3 separate regions of the Homo sapiens genome follow, and regions 2 and 3 are each linked to region 1. The links are chromatin contacts, found by Hi-C or POLR2A ChIA-PET in ENCODE. All regions are on one chromosome and are shown on one strand. Each heading gives the region's core, a stretch centred on a gene start or an enhancer-like site at or near the end of the contact. The rest is flanking DNA. Distances are from core to core; before and after follow the strand shown. Region 1 has its middle 92 kb from the start of EVA1A-AS. Region 2 holds the start of MOB1A (MOB kinase activator 1A). Region 3 holds the start of MTHFD2 (methylenetetrahydrofolate dehydrogenase (NADP+ dependent) 2, methenyltetrahydrofolate cyclohydrolase).

The links. A loop is a pair of places that touch in the nucleus more often than their neighbours do. ChIA-PET counts read pairs that join two places held with the same protein, here RNA polymerase II (POLR2A). Pooled maps may share reads with other maps.
Region 2: a loop to region 1 is called in a map with no recorded cell type, with 6 times the contacts of the local background. The contact joins the promoter of MOB1A here to the enhancer-like site in region 1. A Hi-C loop is called at or near these places in 1 of 37 single-sample maps with no recorded cell type and 3 of 50 pooled maps. POLR2A ChIA-PET finds 5 or more read pairs at or near these places in 2 of 52 experiments (BJ and activated B cell).
Region 3: a loop to region 1 is called in a map with no recorded cell type, with 8 times the contacts of the local background. The contact joins the promoter of MTHFD2 here to the enhancer-like site in region 1. A Hi-C loop is called at or near these places in 2 of 37 single-sample maps with no recorded cell type and 3 of 50 pooled maps. POLR2A ChIA-PET finds 5 or more read pairs at or near these places in 2 of 52 experiments (BJ and activated B cell).

Annotation. Positions count from the first base shown.
Region 1 is chr2:75,430,179-75,434,355 of GRCh38, reverse strand. No RefSeq gene overlaps it. Among named protein-coding and RNA genes, the nearest start is that of EVA1A-AS, 92 kb to the left of the region's middle. RefSeq lists enhancers at 790-949, 980-1,059, 1,260-1,529, 1,540-1,619 and a silencer at 1,100-1,189. Within about 2 kb of position 2,480, at least 3 of the 41 ENCODE cell types and tissues checked have a DNase peak (open chromatin) inside an H3K27ac peak, as active enhancers do.
Region 2 is chr2:74,176,444-74,180,620 of GRCh38, reverse strand. MOB1A (MOB kinase activator 1A) reads left to right here and starts at 1,742. Exons shown (of 6, transcript NM_018221.5): 1 at 1,742-1,960. The coding sequence starts at 1,947. RefSeq lists silencers at 1,981-2,170, 3,890-4,082 and an enhancer at 2,034-2,717.
Region 3 is chr2:74,196,532-74,200,708 of GRCh38, reverse strand. MTHFD2 (methylenetetrahydrofolate dehydrogenase (NADP+ dependent) 2, methenyltetrahydrofolate cyclohydrolase) reads right to left here and starts at 2,094. Exons shown (of 8, transcript NM_006636.4): 1 at 1,967-2,094. The coding sequence starts at 2,067. RefSeq lists silencers at 1,336-1,425, 1,556-1,835, 2,026-2,165 and an enhancer at 1,874-2,432.

The DNA of each region.
Region 1 (4,177 bases), core at 1,231-3,730:
CATGAGATGTTTTTTCATTTGTTTGTGTCCTCTCTTATTTCCTTGAGAAGTGGTTTGTAGTTCTCCTTGAAGAGGTCCTTCGCATCCCTTATAAGTTGGATTCCTAGGCATTTTATTTTCTTTGTAGCATTGTGAATGGGAGTTCACTCATCATTTGGCTCTCTGTTTGTCTATTATTGATGTATAAGAATGCTTGTGATTTTTGCACATTGATTTTTTATCCTGAGACTGCTGAATTTGCTTCTCAGCTTAAGGTGTTTTGGGGCTGAGACAATGGGGTTTTCTAAATATACAATCATGTCATCTGCAAACAGAAACAGTTTGACTTTCTCTCTTCCTATTTAAATATACTTTATTTCTTTCTCTTGCCTGATTGCCCTGGCCAGAACTTCCAACACTATGTTGAATAGGAGTGGTGAGAGAGGGCATCCTTCTCTTGTGCCAGTTTTCAAAGGGAACGCTTCCAGCTTTTGCCCATTCAATATAATATTGGCTATGGGTTTGTCATAAATAGCTCTTATTATTTTTAGATATGTTCCCTCAATACCCAGTTTTTTTAACTGTTTTTAGCATGAAGGGGCATTGAATTTTATCGAAGGCCTTTTCTGCATCTATTGGGGTCTCACCCAGTTGGGTGGCACGGGGAGCAGGACCCATTTAACAAAGCACTTTGGCTGTCCCTTGGTGGAGGGGGTGTGCCATGCTGGGGGGAAACTCACTCGTCTGAGTTGCCCGGATTACTCAGAACTAGCAGGAGGAAAGACTAAGTCTGCTGGTCTGCAGAGAATATAGCCACTCCTCCTCCTAGGAGCTCAGGCCCAGGGACATCAGAGTTCTGTCCCTGAGCCCCTGAATGGAGTTGTTGGAGTTCCTCCAGGGAGGCACCCCAGTGAGGAGGGATGGGTCAGGGTCAGGCCTGAAGATGCACTCTGGCTGCAGTCTGCCACAGCCTGTGTGTTGCCCTGTGAGGAATAACCTCTTAAGACCAAGCCTTCCAGCCTCCCTGGCTCCAGCCAGGGAAAAGTGCAGCCTGGAGCTATAGAGATGGCTGCCACCCTTCCTCTACCCCAAGAGCTTAGTGTATTAGACAGCTAGCAGTCCCATTGTTGGCTGCTGCCCTTCCTCCAAGTCTCTTGGAAGGCTTAGACAGTAGGCGGCTGCCCCTCCCCACCAGGAACTCAGCCTGTTTAAGCAGTTTCTAGCTGAGTGGCTGTTGAGAATCTGCTCAGCTTTGTGGTTTTCTAGGCCCCAGTGGTGTGAGCTCACTAGTGAGATTTTCTAATCTGTGGATTACACAGTTCCATGGGAAAAGCACAGTTTCCCAGGCTGGATAGCACTCTTACTCACCACCTTCCTTGGCTGGGGGGTGGAAGCTCCCCTGTCCTGTGTGGCTCTCAGGTGGGCCACTGCACCATTCTGCTCTTCCTTTCTTTCTGTGGGTCACGCCAGCTGCCTAGGGTCAGTCCTGATGACAGAACCTGCATACCTTGGTTGCCGGTGCTGGATTTGCATGCTGTTTTGGTTCTTTTCAGTGGGAGCGTCTGATCACTGCTGCTTCTAGTTGGCCATCTTGACTGCAGTCATTCTTTCTATCTTAGAGCTTCTGATAGATGTGTAGTAGTATCTCACTATGGCTTTAATTTGCATTTTCCTAATGGCTAAAAACATAGAACATCTTTTCATGTGCTTATTTATCTTCTGTATTTGTTTTTTGACGAAATGCCTTTTCATGCCTCCTGCCCATTTTCTACTTGGATTGTTAGCTTTTTTGTTATTGAATTTGGAGAATTTAAAATATATATATATTCTTGACATTAGTCCTTTGTTGGGCATATGGTTTTAAAATATTTTATTCTCCTCTATGGTTTGCATTCTTATCCACTGTTACAGTTTTTTCTGATTCATTCTAATTCCTAGCCTCTTTCCTTCAATGCTGTCTTCAGAGGTATTTTAGTACCAGGAACTCCTAACATGAAAATCCTTGTAGGATTCCAGTAGAGACTGGAAAATTGTTTATAAAACTGGTAAAATTTACATAAATATCTGGATCTTAGCTTCTCCAAAAGAATCAGGTAATCAGGCAACACTGGTTTGCATTTATTTTGATAACACTCAGAACTCACTTTAGATAGTACTCTCTGAGTTTTCACTTTCTTCACTTTTTCCTGTTGGCTAATAACCAGACTGCTTTATTTACTTCTGTTAGAGTTTGTATATGGTTGGTTTGTCCCACCAAATCTTACATTGAAGTTTGATCCCAGTGTTGGAGGTGGAAACTACTGGGAGGTATTTGTGTCACTGGGGGTGGATCCCTCATGAATAGATTAATCCTTTCTCTGGGGAGGGGTTGAGATGAATGAGTTCTCATACTATTAGTTCCCATGAGAGCTGGTTATTAAAAAAGAACCTAGAGTTTCCTTCTCTCACTTCCTCTCTTACCAGGTGATCTCTGTACACATTGGCTCCCCTTTGCCTTCTGCCATGAGTGAAAGCAGCCCGAGGCTTTTGCCAGATGCAAATGCCCAATCCTGAACTTTTCAGCACTCCAGAATTGTGAGCCAAATAAATCTTTTTTCTTTATAAATTGCCCAGCCTCAAGTATTCTTTTATAGCAGGACAAAATGGACTAAGATGCTTCTTTACCTGCCTAGCCCTGGTAGGCATTAAGATTTTAACCCCTGGCTGACACAGTACAGTTTAAATTCTCTTGCATGATATGGTAGGCTGAATTATGTTCCCCAAAAACACCTAAGTCCTTGTAAAACAAAAATAAAATTCTAACCCCCCCACCCCCACCCCAACCATCTGAATGGACTTCCTCCTCAGCCAGGACACTCTTAAAATTTAACCTGAAAGATTGGTTCAGGCCATTGCAGGAAGTGGGGCTCAGACATGCCTCATTACGCCTCTCTGGCATTAACATCAACACAGACCTTAAGTCTGATAAGAAGTATTTACAATCTATTCTCTCTGAAGCCTGCTACCTGAAGACTTTCTCTGCACACTAAGAACTTTAGTCTCCACAATCCTTTATCTTAACCCAGACATTATCTATTTTCTTTCTATTGATCCCAGGTCTTTATATAAACTCAACCATTTGGCAACCAGAAAATTTAAAAATCACCTATAATCTGGAAGCTCCCCCCAGCCCCCCACTTCAAATTGTCCTGCCTTTCTGAACTGGACTCATGTATTTCTTAAATGTATTTGATTGAAGTCTCATGTCTCCCTAACATGTATAAAACCAAGCTGCACCCCAACTTACACAGCGTCCATGTGAAGAGACCACCACAGGCTTTGTGTGAGCAACAAGGCTGTTTATTCCAGCTGGGTGCAGGCGGGCTGAGTCCAAAAAGAGAGTCAGAGAAGGGAGATAGGGGTGGGGCCGTTTTATAGGATTTGGGTAGGTAGTGGGAAAATTACAGTCAAAGGGGGTTGTTCTCTGGCTGGCAGGGGCAGGGGACATAAGATGCTCAGTGGGGGAGCTTTTGAGCCAGGATGAGCCAGGAGAAGGAATTTCACAAGGTAATGTCATCAGTTAAGGCAGGAACAGGCCATTTTCACTTCTTTTGTGATTCTTCAGTTACTTCAGGCCATTTGGATGTATACGTGCAGGTCACAGGGGATATGATGGCTTAGCTTGGGCTCAGAGGCCTGACACAACCCCCTTGGGCACGTGTTCTCAGGACTTCCTGAGGGCTGTGTGACAGGCTGTGGTCACTCGTATTTGGCACAGAATAAATCTCTTCAAATATCTTACAGAATTTGCCTCTTTTTATTGACATCCTGATTCCTAGAACCTGCAAATACGTTACCTTATGTAGCAAAAGGGACTTTGTTGAGGTTGATTAAGTTAAGGATCTTGAGAGGGGGAATTATCCTGGATTATCTGGATAGGCTTGATGTAATCACAAGGGTTCTTACAAAACAAGAGCAGAAGGGACAGGGTCAGAGACGAGATGTGGACAGAAGCAGAAGCTGAAATTATGCACTTTGTAGACAAAGGTAGAGGCTGCAATTCAAGGGATGCAAATGGCCTCTAGAAACTGGAAAAGGCAAGAGAACAGATCTCCCATTGAATGTCCAGAAGCAGTGCAGCTCTTCTGATACCTTGGTTTTAGCCTGTAAGATCTATTTTGGATTTCTGACCTTCAGAATTGTAAGCTAATACATCTGT
Region 2 (4,177 bases), core at 493-2,992, 1.3 Mb after region 1:
CTGTACATGAATGTTCACGACAGCATTATTAATAATAGACAAAAAGTGGAAACAACCCAAATGTTCCTCAACAGATGAATGGGTAAACAGAATGTGGTATATTCACATAATGGAATATTACTCATCCATAGAAAGAAATAAAGTTTTTTTCTTTTTTCTTTTTTTTTTTTTTGTTTTAGAGACAGGATCTGGCTCTGTCACCCAGGCTGGAGTGAAGTGGCGCCATCTTGGCTCACTGCAGCCTCCATCTCCTGGACTCAAGGAATCCTCCCGCCTCAGCCTCCCGAATAGCTGTGACCACTGGCACACACCATTACGCCTGGCTAATTTTTGTGTTTTTGTAGAGGCGGGGTTTCACCATGTTGCCCAGGCTGGTCTCGAACTCCTGAGCTCAAGTGATCCGCCAGCCTCAGACTCCCAAAGTGCTGGGATTACAGGCGTAAGCCACAACTGTGCCTGGCCAGTAATGAAGCTTTGATACATGCTACAATATGGGTGCGTTTTAAAACATTATGCTAAGTGAAAGAAGTCAGTCACAAAAGACCACATAATGTATGCTTCCATTCACAGTGTATATGAAATGTCCAGATTAGGTAAATCCATGGAAATAGAAAGTAGAGTAGTGGTTGCCAGGGGTTGGGAGGAGGGAGGTGGGTAATAAAGAGTAACTGCTAATAGGTATGGGGTTTCTTTTCGGGGTGATGAAAATGGCCTAAAATTATGGTTAGGCTGGGCGCGGTGGCTCACGCCTGTAATCCCAGCTTTGGGAGGCCGAGGCGGGTGGACCACTTGAGGTCAGGAGTTCAAGACCGAGACCAGCCTGGCCAACATGGCGAAACCCCGTCTTTACTAAAAAAAAAAAAAAAAAAAAATACAAAAATTAGACGGGTGTGGTGGCGCACGACTGTGATCCCAGCTACTCGGGAGGCTGAGGCATGAGAATCACTTGAATCTGGAAGGCAGAGGTTGCAACGGGCCGAGATTGCACCACTGCATTCCAGCCTGGGTTACAAAGTGAGACTCTGTCAAAAAAAAAAAAAAAATTAGTGCTGATGGTTGGCACACTTTGAAAACATAAACAAAGCCGGAGGCAGTGGCTCACACCTGTGATCCCAGCATTTTGGGAGGTCAAACCAGGAGGATCCCTTGAGCTCAGGAGTCCAAGACCAGCTTGGGCAACACAGTGAGACGCTCGTCTCTGCAAAAACTTTGAGAAAATTAGCCGGGCGTGGTGGCAGGCACCTGTGGTCTCAGCTACTCGGGAGGCTGAGGCGAGAGGATCACTTAAGCCCAGGAAGTCCAGGCTGCAGTGAACTGTGAACTCCAGTCTGGGCGACAGAGCGAGACACCTCAGAAAAAAAAAAAAAAAAGAAAGAAAAAACCGAAAAAGACCACTAGAGGGTACATGTTTAAAGGACAGATTTTATGCTATGTGAATATATTTCAAGTAAAAATTAAATTAACAATTTTAAAAATTGCAGGAGTACGCAGCGCTTATAGAGGTCCCTGCATAACCTAGGGAGCGGGATCGAAACCCAGCAGCACCAAGATACTCTAAGAGCAGGACCAGCCACTGCCCCTTCCGCAGGACCGCCATCCTCGCCACGCCTCCGGGGGAGGGAGGTCCTGGCTTGGAGAGCGATGATTGGCCGAGTTCTAGGACGAGGCGGAGCGAAAGGGGGCGCGACAAGTCCCTCCCGGCGCAGCGAAACCTTAGCTCGCGAGATTTTGTTGGTTCCGCATTTCGGGTCTGCGAGGTGGGGTAGGCGGGCAAGGCGGGCGCCGAGGTTTGCAAAGGCTCGCAGCGGCCAGAAACCCGGCTCCGAGCGGCGGCGGCCCGGCTTCCGCTGCCCGTGAGCTAAGGACGGTCCGCTCCCTCTAGCCAGCTCCGAATCCTGATCCAGGCGGGGGCCAGGGGCCCCTCGCCTCCCCTCTGAGGACCGAAGATGAGCTTCCTCTTGTGAGTGGGGTCGGGCCGCGGGCGCCGGGCCTGCGGGCCGAGGTTGTGGGGGAGGCCTCCCCGGACCTGAGGCGAGGGCTCGGCCTGGGGGCCGAGGCGGGGGCGGGGTAGCTGGCGTTTGTTTTGCCTCTGTTCGGGTCCGCGGGGGAGGCCGAGATGTTGGGAGAGGCCGACAGAGATGAAGGTCGAAGTAAAGGAAACGGAGCGTGAAGGCTGGGGAGTAGAAAGGCCCCGGGGCCGTCGCGCCTCCAAACTTTTCCGCCCGAGCGCCCCCGAGGGCGGGGAGACGATCTGGGGGCGGAGCCGCGAGCCCCCAGTTTCTCTTGTCTCGAGCTTCTAGAAACCGTCCTTGCCGACTTAACTCGTTGCTCGGTTATAGGTCCAGTTTCATTATTGTCGGTGTTAAATGCCGCCCCAGGAGAATGTGCGTTGCCGCAGTTTGAGAAGCTTGAAGTTAAGATGCTGGCCTTGGAGTCGGATCGTTCTGTCCAGTTCTGATTCTGCCCACTTACTGGCTTTGATTTTAACCAACTTCTCTTGTCCTCGGTAGAATCCTGTGTTTTTAATCATTATGTAATATACCATACAGCATTATTATATAGTACATTGCAGTATTATAAATAATTTGGAAAGTTAAAACAAATTCATAGTCCCATTGCAGAAACACAGTATTGCCATTTTAGTGCACTACAGCAATTAACTTGATAGGCATACCTTAGAATCTCATTTTAGAGATAATGCCTGAGCCCAACCAAACAAGGCTAAAATGAAAAAGCTTGTAAATTCCCTGATGATTCTTATGCACATTAAGGTTTGAGAAGCATTGCTCTGGCACAGTATTTTTTATTCTCAGGTGTCTCTCTCTACCTTGTATATTGCTTAAATGTGTGTTTTGTGATTGAATAATTATCCAATTTTAGTTATGGATGTAATCCACATGCTTGACATTTTTATTAAATACAATATAAAAACACTATATAGTTTTTTTTTTATTTTTTATAACCAGAGTTTACCCACTTTATTGTGAGAAACTGGGATTCCTTCCAGTATTTACTATTATAAAATAGCACTACTCAGAATATGTTTATCTGCGTCTCATTTTCCTTCCTTTGGGTTATTCTCGTAAATGAATGGTCTCTAAAATACGATTACCTTGTCAAAAAGCCTGTATGATTTAGATTTAACTTCCATATTAATAGAAGTATTCCTCCCTCCTCCACTTTTTTCTTACGAGTTGATATTTAATTAGTGAATGCACAGTTGCTTTGTGGACCTTAATACGAGACTTTTTCTTTTTTTTTATTTTTTGAGACGGAGTTTCGCTCTGTCCTCCAGGCTAGAGTGCAATGGCACGGTCTCGGCTCACTGCAACCTCTGCCTCCGGGGATGGCACGGTCTCGGCTCACTGCAACCTCTGCCTCCCGGGTTCAAGCGACTCTCCTGCCTCACACTCCCGAGTAGCTGGGATTACAGGCGCCGGCCACCACACCTGGCTCATTTTTGTATTTTTAGTGGAGACTGGGTTTCATCATGTTGGCCAGGCTGGTCTCGAACTCCTGACCTCAGATGATCCACTCCCGCACTCGGCCGAGACTTTCTTTTTTTAAAACTTGGCCTTCTTGATGGACACTTGAGTTGTTCCCGCTTTTTGGCCATTATGAATAATGCTGCTGTGAACATATGTGACAGGTTTTTGCGTGGATGTATGTGTTCATATCTCTTGGGTATATACTTAGGAGCAGAATTGCTGGCTTAAGTGGTAACTATGTTTAACCTTTTGAGGAACTGCCAAACTTCAAAGTGCTGCACCATTTTACATTCCCATAAGTACTCTATGAGGGGTCCAATTTCCCCACACCTCTCATAGCACTTGTTAATTTTCTTTTTTTTTTTTTTTGAGACAGAGTCTTGCTCTGTCGCCCAGGCTGGAGTGCAGTGGCTCAATCTCGGCTCACTGTAAGCTCCGCCTCCCGGGTTCACGCCATTCTCCTGCCTCAGTCTCCCAAGTAGCTGGGACTACAGGCGCCTGCCACCATGCCTGGCTAATATTTTGTGTTTTTAGTAGAGACGGGGTTTCACCGTGTTAGCCAAGATGGTCTCAATATCCTGACCTAGTGATCCGCCCACCTCGGCCTCCCAAAGTGCAGGGATTACACGCGTGAGCCACTGCGCCCGGCCTTGCCTGTTTTTAAATTGGGCTGTCTTTTTGAGTTGTAG
Region 3 (4,177 bases), core at 845-3,344, 1.2 Mb after region 1:
AGAAGATGAAACTGAGGATAGTAGAAACAAGATTCAAAGGCAAACTTCTGCCTCTAAAGTCCATTGACTTCCTAATCCCACTGTCTCCTAGGCTACTATTTCTCCAACCATAGGTTTATGTTCCTGAAACTCTCATACCATCCAACAAAGAAAAAAAAAAAAAGAATGCAGACTCATATTTTTAAAAGGATACAACTTTTTAAAAATAAGCAGTATTTAAAAATAAACAGTATTTTAAAAAATAAGCAGCAGTAAGAAAGCAATATGTGGGAATTGTAAATAGCAAATGTGCAGTACAGATAATATGGATTGCTTTCAGAGATGTGGATGAAGCTTACTTGTTCTTTCAGAAAGGTAGTGAAAAGAGCATTTGTTATTGGAGAGTGTAGACAAACTGGCCCAGTTCTTTAGGTAATGAATGAGAGCATCTTTATAAATCTCTTTTGGACCATGGAAGCCTAGGAAAGGTCTGGTCCACAGTCACATGAGGCCAGCACTCAGGAAGAGGGAGAAGGGGAGAAAACACACAGTAACGAAACATGGGGGAGGTCAAGAGTCAGACCAGGGAAAACCCTGAAAGTCCCCTCCCACGTTTTCCTTCAAGAACTCATTGCTCCAACAAGCAGCGCCTTTGAAATATTTCTAACAGCATTTCCGCACTGACTGGAAATTACACGCGTGTTCTGCCCCTTGTCAGGAACATGAGCTCCATTAAGAACAGTTTTTCTCATCTTTGAATTCGCACAGCTTGGCATAGTGTCTGGTACACAGTGAACGTTAGATGAAAAAAAGAAGGGGCTGATGTTGTAAGGTGCAGGGCTCTAACAATGCCAACAATGCCAGCGCTCTAATGACCGACCAAATCACCTTCCCAAGGAAACCCAAAAATGCAAACAGAGCTTTTCCTTTCCTCCTCCCCTGTATATTTTTCCCAATTTTGTTATTGTGGTAAAATTCACATAACATAAACCTTATCAACTTTTTTTTTTTTTTTTTTTTTTGAGACAGGGTCTCGCTCTGTCGCCCAGACTGGAGGGCAGTGGTGCAATCACGGCTCACTGCAGCCTCGAACTCCTGGGCTCAAGCGATTCTCGTGCCTCAGCCTCGGCGCGTGTCACCACGCCCGGCCCATCTTAACCATTTTTAAGTGCAGTTCAGTGGTATTAAATACGTTCATATGTTGTGCAACCATCACCACCATCCATCTTCAGAACTCTTCATCTTGTAAAACTGAAATTCTGCAAGTACCGCTGAAATATGGGTACTTGTCACTCTCCATTCCCCCTTTCCCTAAGGCCCTGGGAGCCTCCCGGATGTTTGCCACCTCTATGTACGCAGCCCGGCACTGACAGGCTCTGGTGGGCTGCAGCCAAAGCTAGGGTGCCCAGAGTCCGTTCATGTTCCTGGCAGAGCGGAGGCAGCGCGGGCCACTCCCACCGGCGGAGGGAGGAGGGCGGCGCGGGGACCCCGAGCAAGTCGGCTCCGCGATTTCATCAGCTGCAGCAGCGCCCTCCGCCGCTAGGGTCCCCGCAAGGACAACTCGCCGAGGGCTGCTCTTTTGGAACCCTCGCCTGTTCTCCCCCAGACGACTCTCAGCATCCCAGCCAGAGGCGGCCGGCGCTGTCGGAAGGCTCCGCGTAAACTGATGCCTTCGCGTTCCGCACGCCACCCCCGTCCCGCCCGCCGACTGGCCACGGGCCCCGGCGACGCCCCGAGTCGCAGGAGAGCGGCTCCCTCCGAAAGGCGGGCTTCGGGTACCAGCCCTCCGCGCCGAGGAAGCGCCCCAGTCGAGAGCTGCGGCGGCGCTCGGTGCCACGTCGCCCCGCCACACCCCTCAGCGGCCACCACCGCCGGGGCGGAGATGTTCGGGAAGGACTTCCCTCGGTGTCCCTCGGGGGCCCGGCGTGCCCCTCGCCCTCCGTTCCCCTCAGCTTTCCGCGCTGACCGAGCTCTGTGACCCTCTTACCGAACTGCCGCGAGGTGGAAAGGGCGAAGGCGAAGGGAGCAGCTGTGCGCGGGCTGCAGCAGCCGGGCAGCCAAAGCAGACATTAGAGAAGTCGCAGCCATAGACCGCGCCGGTGACTGCGCCGGGAGGGAAGCGCGCGCGCGGGCCACGCGGTTATACTGCGGCCTCGTGGCAGGCCCCGCCTCCCTCCGCCACCCATTGGTCCCTGCCGCATGCCACTGGCTGTCTGTTGAGCCAGGTGGAGCCGAAGGGGCCAACCGGTTTTCTTTATTAAACGTAAGCGAAGTCCGAAAGAGCCCTGCTTTTGATTGGAGCCAGAAGAGCCTGGAGCGAGGTCCTGTAAGGCGCTGAAGCCTCGGCAACGTGCCATGATAGGCTGAGGAAGTCAAACTCCTGCCTGACGCCGCTAGTGTCACCGAAGGCCGGACAACACAAGAGAAAAGTTCATTCATTCATTCGTTGAACAATTATATGAGCGCCTACTGTGTGCCAAGCACTGTAAAGGGTGGATGAAAAGACAAGCTGATAGAATGCCAACGAACAGAAGTAAAAGGAATGATGGAGTTAGAAAATCACCATTTTCCAAAATCAGTACATGGTGGCGCGTGACTACAGTACCAGCTACTGGGGAGGCTGAGGTGGAAGGATCACCTGAGTTCAGGAGGTTGAGGCTGCAGTGAGCTGAAGGCGCGCCACTGCACTCCAGCCTGGGCGACGAGAGTGAGACCATATCTCAAAACAACAACAAAAAAAGTAAAATCATAAAAGATATTCAGAGACAGACGTCAGGGTTGCATGTGCAACCCTGATTCAGAAGCAGCAATAGATGTCAAAACAACTGGGTGAAAGTTGGATGAGGAGCAAGATATTTACATATAGGGTTGCCAGATCTAGCAAATAAAAACACAAGATGCCCAATCAAATCAGAATTTTAGATAAACACTTTGGGAGGTCATATTTATACTTTATTTATGGCTTATCTGGAATTCAGATTCAACTGGGCTTCCTGTATTTTTTCCCGCAAACTTTTTGCATAGTCTCAAAGTATCTCTCCCGCAAGGAAACTTAAGGAGGGCAGGGCGCGGTGGCTCACTTCTGTAATCCCCAGCTCTTTGGGAGGCCAAGGCGGACGGATCACCTGAGGCCAGGAGTTCGAGACCAGCCTGGCCAATGTGTTGAAACCCCCGTCTCTACTAAAAACACAAAAAATTATCTGAGCATCGTGGCGGACGCTGTAATCCCAGCTACTGGGGAGACTGAGGCATGAGAATCGCTTGAATCTGGGAGGCAGAGGTTGCAGGGAGCCGAGACTGTGCCACTGCACTTCAGCCTGGGCAACAAAAAGACTCTGTCTCAAAAAACAAAACAAACAAACAAAGAACAGGGGAAACCAATCCTGTCAACACCTTGACCTTTACTTCTAGCCTCCAGGAAGGAAAGGAAAATGGTAAATTTACAGTGAAGAAACATGACAGTTACTGCTTCAACCACGTGATCAAAGTTAGCACCACCCAGTAAGGGAACACACATATATGCCTTCTGATAGGATCCATTGAGGAGACACATCACTTCGTAGCTCTTAACAAGTCTGTAAATTTAATAAGGTGATTTTCCTAAACCAATGAGTCTCCTAAAAACGGTTACAGATTCCTCATTTCACATTGAGAAGAAAGATCACAGACCTAGAATGTTAAAACTGTCCAGGAAAAAAAACAGTTGTAAAGCTTTGGAACACACTAGTAGATCTTAATCTATTCACAAGGAAATATCAGACAAGCCCAAAGTGAGAGATATTCTACAAGATAAATTGCTTGTACTCTTGACAGCTCCAAGGCCATGAAAGACAAAGAATGAGAAACTGTTCTCCATTAAAGGAGCCTAGGCATGACAGCTAAATGCTGTTTGATTCTGGATTGGATTCTGGACCCAAAACTTTTTGTCTTTCTTTTTTTCTCTTTCTTGCTTCTTTTTTTCTCTCTTTTGCTATAGATGACATTATAGGACAATTGGCAAAATATGAATAAAGTCTGCAACTAGCTAATAGCATTTTATCAGTGTTAGCTAATCGCATGCAGTAATGTAAGAGAATATATTGCACTTGCTTCTAGTACTAAAGGACCATGTCTGTAACTTACTTTTGAATAGTTCAGAAAAAAATAATGCTTTGTATGTATAAGTTGGCTAGGGCTGCCATAACAAAATAACACAGAC